Linked DNA regions of Homo sapiens: region 2 is linked to region 1. The links are chromatin loops, found by intact Hi-C in ENCODE. Cell type or tissue: chondrocyte. All regions are shown on one strand. Links, peaks and the distances in the headings refer to the core of each region. The heading gives the core; the rest is flanking DNA.

Region 1 (2,500 bases), core at 1-2,500:
AACCCCGTCTCTACTAAAAATACAAAAACTAGCCAGGTGCGGTGGTACTTGCCTGCAGTCCCAGCTGCACAGGAGGCTGAGGCACGAGAATCACTTGAATCCGGGAGTTGGAGGTTGCAGTGAGCCGAGGTCACACCACTGCACTCCAGCCTAGGTAACAACAAAAAAAACCTTGGAAAAATGTCTAGGTCTGTATTTATCACTACTTGGTCCTGAGAGTGGCACTGAGGACAGAGATCACATCCAGAGGTTCTGTTCTGCTGCTACTAGCATGGGAAAGCCCAGTGTTCCTTGATACCAGTACAGATGTGAAGCCTTTTCCCTTCAGCTATCTGCCTTCTGCTGAGAAAGGAGAGAAGCCAGAAGCAGGTTTCCCCACCTGTCCCATGTGCACCGACCCCGCACACGCTCACCTATGACAATGTTACTCATGCCATTTCCCTAAGGCATTTAAGTCACCGGGCAATTAAAACCCAAGATGCTGGGTGTGTGGATCCAATCAGGGCAGCCTTCACAACGCCCAATTATTACCCGGAAATCCAGCATTGTTCTGGAATCCCTGAGGTTTCTTCAAGATGACACTTGCATTTCTAAGCACAGAACTCCAACTTCTTCTTCATTACCCTACCGGCCTATTTCCCAGGAAGTAAACAAGCACAATGTCATCATTCTATTCTATCCCGAACCTTCCTACAGCTCCCTGGCAGAAGGTTAGCGGGGGTTTTCTCTCTCTAGTTTGGCTGACTCAGATCTCTCCTCTCCCCCTGGTTGCCTTGAGGAGGCCGAGGTTCTAGGTTTTCTGGTTTCAAAATAAATTGGCAGAAATCTGAAATGATGCCAATACCGCCTTCCTGCCCGCAGGCAGCTGGGTCCCAGTGGGAGGTCTCTTAGCAACCAGGCTCAAATCAAATATTTGGGCGTCTGGACACATTCTGATTGGAATGAGATCATAAACAAAAACTTCTCTCTTTCCCTCAACCCAGTTACCAAGCCCCTGGGTTGCTGCCCTGCACCAGGGAAGTCCGTGACTCATGCGGAACCTTCAGTTACAGGCAGGCCCCACAATGAGACATCGCAGTCCCAGACGGCCAGGCCAGAGATCCACTTCTATTTCTGTCTTGATAGGTAGCCTTGCACAAGACATGCCAGCTTCAACTTTTTTGTGGCTGTGCCTACCTAAAACCCAAAGTTTTAATTTGATCCCAAAGTTTTAAAGGAGCTTCTGCACGCAGCTCCTTCCAGAAATCAAACTGTTCCCAGGTTCAAGGAGGCATGAGCTTCAGTTCAAGTCAGAAGCAAACCAGAAGAAACGAGGGTTTCTGAGTCCTCTCTTCCTCCATCTGCCATCTCGTCCTTCTCTCCACCTTCCCTGCAAGTGACAAATGACGCAGGGTTGAGAGAAGGGGCAGATGGATGCTAGCCAAGGGTAGTTTCACATCTTTTATTTTCCAACCTCTAATCCCAAGTTTTGTACACTCAGAAAAACAAAATACACCAATTTTGGCTTTGGTTGCTAATTTCAATTGGTATCCTTACACACAGGGGAGATTTTATCTCAGTTTTTTTTTTTTTTTTTTTTTTTTTTTTTTGAGATAAAGTCTCACTCTGTCCCTCAGGCTGGAGTGCAATGACGCGATCTTGGCTCACTGCAGACTCCGCCCAGCTAATTTTTGTATTTTTTTAGTACAGACGGGGTTTTGCCATGTTGGGTAGGCTAGTCTCGAACTCTTGAACTCAGGTGATCCACCCACCTCGGCCTCCCAAAGTGCTGGGATTACAGACATGAGCCACCATGCCCAGACATAAAACTCTATTGTATGGATATAAAAGCTGAGATAAAGTCTCCCCTGTATATAAGGATACCAATTGTCACCTTTAAAGATACCCTACCCCTTACCCTGGGGGACAAACATTGCCAGGTCCTAAATAAGCACTTAAAGAATTGAATTAGCACCCAAAACACCTGGAAAGTCATTTCTTCTTTCAGTGGTAATAAGCAAGTGGTAAATTAGGCACCACTGGTTTGCCTCCACCATGCTCTAATTTTGTGGCTTCAAGGGCGGCAGGTTGCGTAACTCCTCTCAGTCTCAGTTTCCATATCTGGAAAATGGAAATAATAGTAGTACAGACAGTCGTCTACTTACAATAATTTAACACATAATTTTTCTTTTTTTTTTTTTTGAGACAGAGTTTTGCTCTTGTCGCCCAGGCTGGAGTGCAGTGGCACGATCTTAGCTCACCGCAACCTCTGCCTCCTGGGTTCAAGCGATTCTCCTGCCTCAGCCTCCTGAGTAGCTGGGATTACAGATGCATGCCACCATGCCCAGCTAATTTCTGCATTTTTAGTAGAGACAGGGTTTCACCACCTTGGCCAGGCTGGTCCTGAACTCCTGCCCTCAGGTGATCCGCCCACCTTGGCCTCCCAAAGTGCTGGGATTACAGGCATGAGCCACCACGCCAAGCCTAACTTAGAATTTTTCAGCTTTATGATGATGTGAAA
Region 2 (3,497 bases), core at 998-3,497, 62 kb after region 1:
GTAGAGATGGGTTTTCACCATGTTGGCCAGGATGGTCTCGATCTCTTGACCTTGTGATCCACCCGCCTCAGCCTCCCAAAGTGCTGGGATTACAGGTGTGAGCCACCACACCCGGCCAAGCGTTCTTATTCGTATTTTTATTAATTATATTATTTTTATTTTACAAATAAAATAGAGACAGGGTTTTGCTATGTTGGTCAGGCTGATCTCAAACTCCTGGCCTCAAGCAATCCTCCCACCTTGGCCTCCCAAAATGCTGGAATTACCACCACCACCCAGCCCATCTTTTTTTTTTTTTTTTCTGGAGACAGTCTAGCTCTGTCACCCAGGCTGGAGTGCAGTGGCGAGTTCTTGACTCACTGTAACCTCCACCTCCCAGGTTCAAGTGATTCTCCCACCTAAGCCTCCCAAGTAGGTGGGACTACAAGCACATGCCACCGCACCTGGCTAAATTTTATATTTTTAGTAAAGACGGGGTTTCACCATGTTGGCCAGGCTGTTCTTGACCACCTGACCTCAAGTGATCCACCTGCCTCAGCCTCCCAAAGTACTGGGATTCCAGACGTGAGCCACCACTCCTGACCCATCTTTTTAAGCTTTCTACCTACATTAATGGACACCAGCAGCTGTGTCTCTACTGCTCTCACCCTTACAGATTCTGCTCCTCTCTGCACGAGCAGGTAGGTGACGGAGCCATAGGAGATGGGCCGTGCTCTGGATGCCTTCTTCAACCCTCACAGACAAGAAAAGCCGTGTTTTCCAGGCCGAGTGTTGCCTGGAAGCCTCTCTCCTATTATTCAAAAGCCCTTCCACCTGTGCCTAATCTAGATGATTCAATGGGGCTTTGCAGTTTAACTGCTTCCTGCCCTCTACATGTTGGTTACGTGTATGCGATCCCAAGTTTGTGAGGGTGCAATTACTTGAAGCAGTAAAGAGGTTGTTGCCAAAACGGAGTCCTCAATCCAAACTCAGCCACTGTTTGCAGAAGAGAATATTCTGGGAATTTCTCAATATGAGTAGCTAATGGTAGTTGTGATTAAAACCTTCTTAGTGTAAATTATAGCAAGCAGAAACAGTGATGACATTTGTCTCTGTGACTGTGATGTAAGAAAGTCCACAGACATGTTATTTAGTACAAATTGACCATCTACTGTGTGCCAGGTGTCATACCAGGTATAGCAAACATACATTTCCATAGTTGAAAAAGAACGTAGAGATCACACATTCCAACCATCCATAGATTGTTGCATCCAATTTACAACATCTCCACCAAGAATAACTCATGGGCCAGGTGCAGCGGCTCACGCCTGTAATCCCACCACTTTGGGAGGCCAAGGCAGGTGGATCACCTGAGGTCAGGAGTTCAAGGCCAGCCTGGCCAACATGGTGAAACCCCATCTCTACAAAAAATATAAAAAGTAGCTGAGCACGGTGGCACATGCCTGTGGTCCCACCTACTCAGAAGGCTGAAGCACAAGTAATTGCTTGAACCTGGGAGGCGGAGGTTGCTGTGAGCCAAGATCACACAACTGCACTCCAGCCTGGGTGACAGAGAGAGACTCGGTCTCAAGAAAACAAACAAACAAACAAAAACTCTTATGGAGAGGAACCCACAGATTCCCATAGCAGTCCATTCTACTTTTACTCAGCTCTGACTGTTAGAAAGTGCTCCCTTGGAGGCTGAGGCAGGAGAATCACTTGAACCTGGGAGTCAAAGGTTGCAGTGAGCCAGAATCGCACCACCGCACTCCAGCCTGACGACAGAGAGACTCCATCTCAAAAAAAAAAAGAAAAGAAAAAAAGAAAGAAAGTGCTCCCTTGGGCCGGGCGCGGTGGCTCACGCCTGTAATCCCAGCACTTTGGGAGGCCGAGGTGGGCGGATCACGAGGTCAGGAGATCGAGACCATCCTGGCTAACACAGTGAAACCCTGTCTCTACTAAAAATACAAAAAAAATTAGCCGGGCGTGGTGGTAGGTGCCTGTAGTCCCAGCTGCTTGGGAGGCTGAGGCAGGAGAATGGCGTGAACTCGGGAGGCGGGGCTTGCAGTGAGCCGAGATCGCGCCACTGCACTCCAGCCTGGGTAACAGCGAGACTCCATCTCAAAAAAAAAAAAAGAAAAAGAAAAAAGAAAGTGCTCCCTTGGGTTAATTCCTTTTTTTTTTTTTTTTTTTTTGAGACCAAGTCTCGCTCTGTCGCCCAGGCTGGAGTGCAATGACGCGATCTCAGCTCACTGTAATCTCTGCCTCTTGGGTTCAAGCAATTCTCCTGCCTCAGCCTCCCGAAAAGCTGGGACTACAGGCACGTGGCACCACACCTGGCTAATTTTTTGTGTTTTTAGTAGAGACAAGGTTTCACTGTGTTGGCCAGGCTGGTCTCAAACTCCTGACTTCAGGTGATCCACCCGCCTCGACCTCCCAAAGTGCCGGGATTACAGGTGTGAGCCACCGCACCCGGCCTCCCTTGGGTTATTTCCTAATTCATAATCATTGCTTATGTGGAAGGAACTATAATCAGCTATATCTCCTCTTGCTAAGAAAAGGAATTATTCCTGTATCTTGTCCTGGCATCCACGTGTCCTCACGGTCTCTTATGATGTGACTCAACAGAAGTTGCGGGCATTTTTTTTCAGACCTAGAAGTTGACAGTTTACCAAACAGGTATTCTGTTTCCTGGCACCAAGTCAGAAATATGTTCCCAGGTTAGTTAAAAGGTGTCGAGGTGTTCGATTTCAGGCGTCTAGCTGATGCTCAGCCCATGCAATTAGGAGCCCGGCCAGAGCAAGTAAATCTTTTAGGCTCTTGGATGATGAGTCACGAATTCCATATAAGGCCCAACTTCCAGCCCCTGGCACTGAGGATGATCATAAGTGTTTGATCCTCTTGAGGCAGTTGCATTTTTACAGGGAGTTCTAACAAAAATAGATTACTCCACCCTGATTATGAGGAAATGCTTTGCTTAAGAAGCAGAAGTAGAGAGGGGGTGGAAAGGCTTGATGGCTGAAAGAAAACACTTGTTTGAAGTTTTCTTTTTCTTTTTCTTTTTTTTTTTGAGAAGGAGTTTCCCTCTTGTCACCCAGGTTGGAGTACAGTGGCGCTATTTTGGCTCACTGCAAACTCCGCTTCCTGGGTTCAAGTGATTCTCCTGCCTCAGCCTCCCGAGTAGCTGGAATTACAGGCACCCGCCAGCACACCCAGCTAATTTTTGTATTTTTGGTAGAGATGGGGTTTTACCATGTTGGCCAGGCTGGTCTTGAACTCCTGACCTCAGGTGATCCACCTGCCTCGGCCTCTCAAAGTGCTGGGATTACAGGCGTGAGCCCGGCCTAAAGTTTTCAAATGTAAAATAATTTTGCTAGAAGACAAACAATGGTTACGAAATTTTTATGGGAAACTTTTTTTTTTTGAGATAGGTTCTCGGTCTGTCATCCAGGCTGATGCGATCACATCTCACTGCAGCCTTGATAACCCAGGCTCAAAGGATCCTCCTGCCTCAGCCT

The links. Hi-C counts contacts between places; a loop is a spot of excess contacts. Peaks named below come from ENCODE experiments on the same cell type or tissue, not always from the same donor. Only the 100,000 strongest peaks of a DNase experiment are listed, where the experiment ranks them.
Region 2: it touches region 1 in a loop (4-fold over the local background); 33 of 110 quality-filtered maps call a loop at or near these places.

The regions. Positions count from the first base shown.
Region 1 is chr10:12,332,311-12,334,810 of GRCh38, reverse strand. No RefSeq gene overlaps it. Among named protein-coding and RNA genes, the nearest start is that of CAMK1D, 16 kb to the left of the region's middle. In chondrocyte, for the core only: no CTCF peak of the experiment used is centred there; a DNase peak (open chromatin) is centred at 1,010.
Region 2 is chr10:12,270,407-12,273,903 of GRCh38, reverse strand. No RefSeq gene overlaps it. Among named protein-coding and RNA genes, the nearest start is that of CDC123, 76 kb to the right of the region's middle. In chondrocyte, for the core only: no CTCF peak of the experiment used is centred there; no DNase peak of the experiment used is centred there.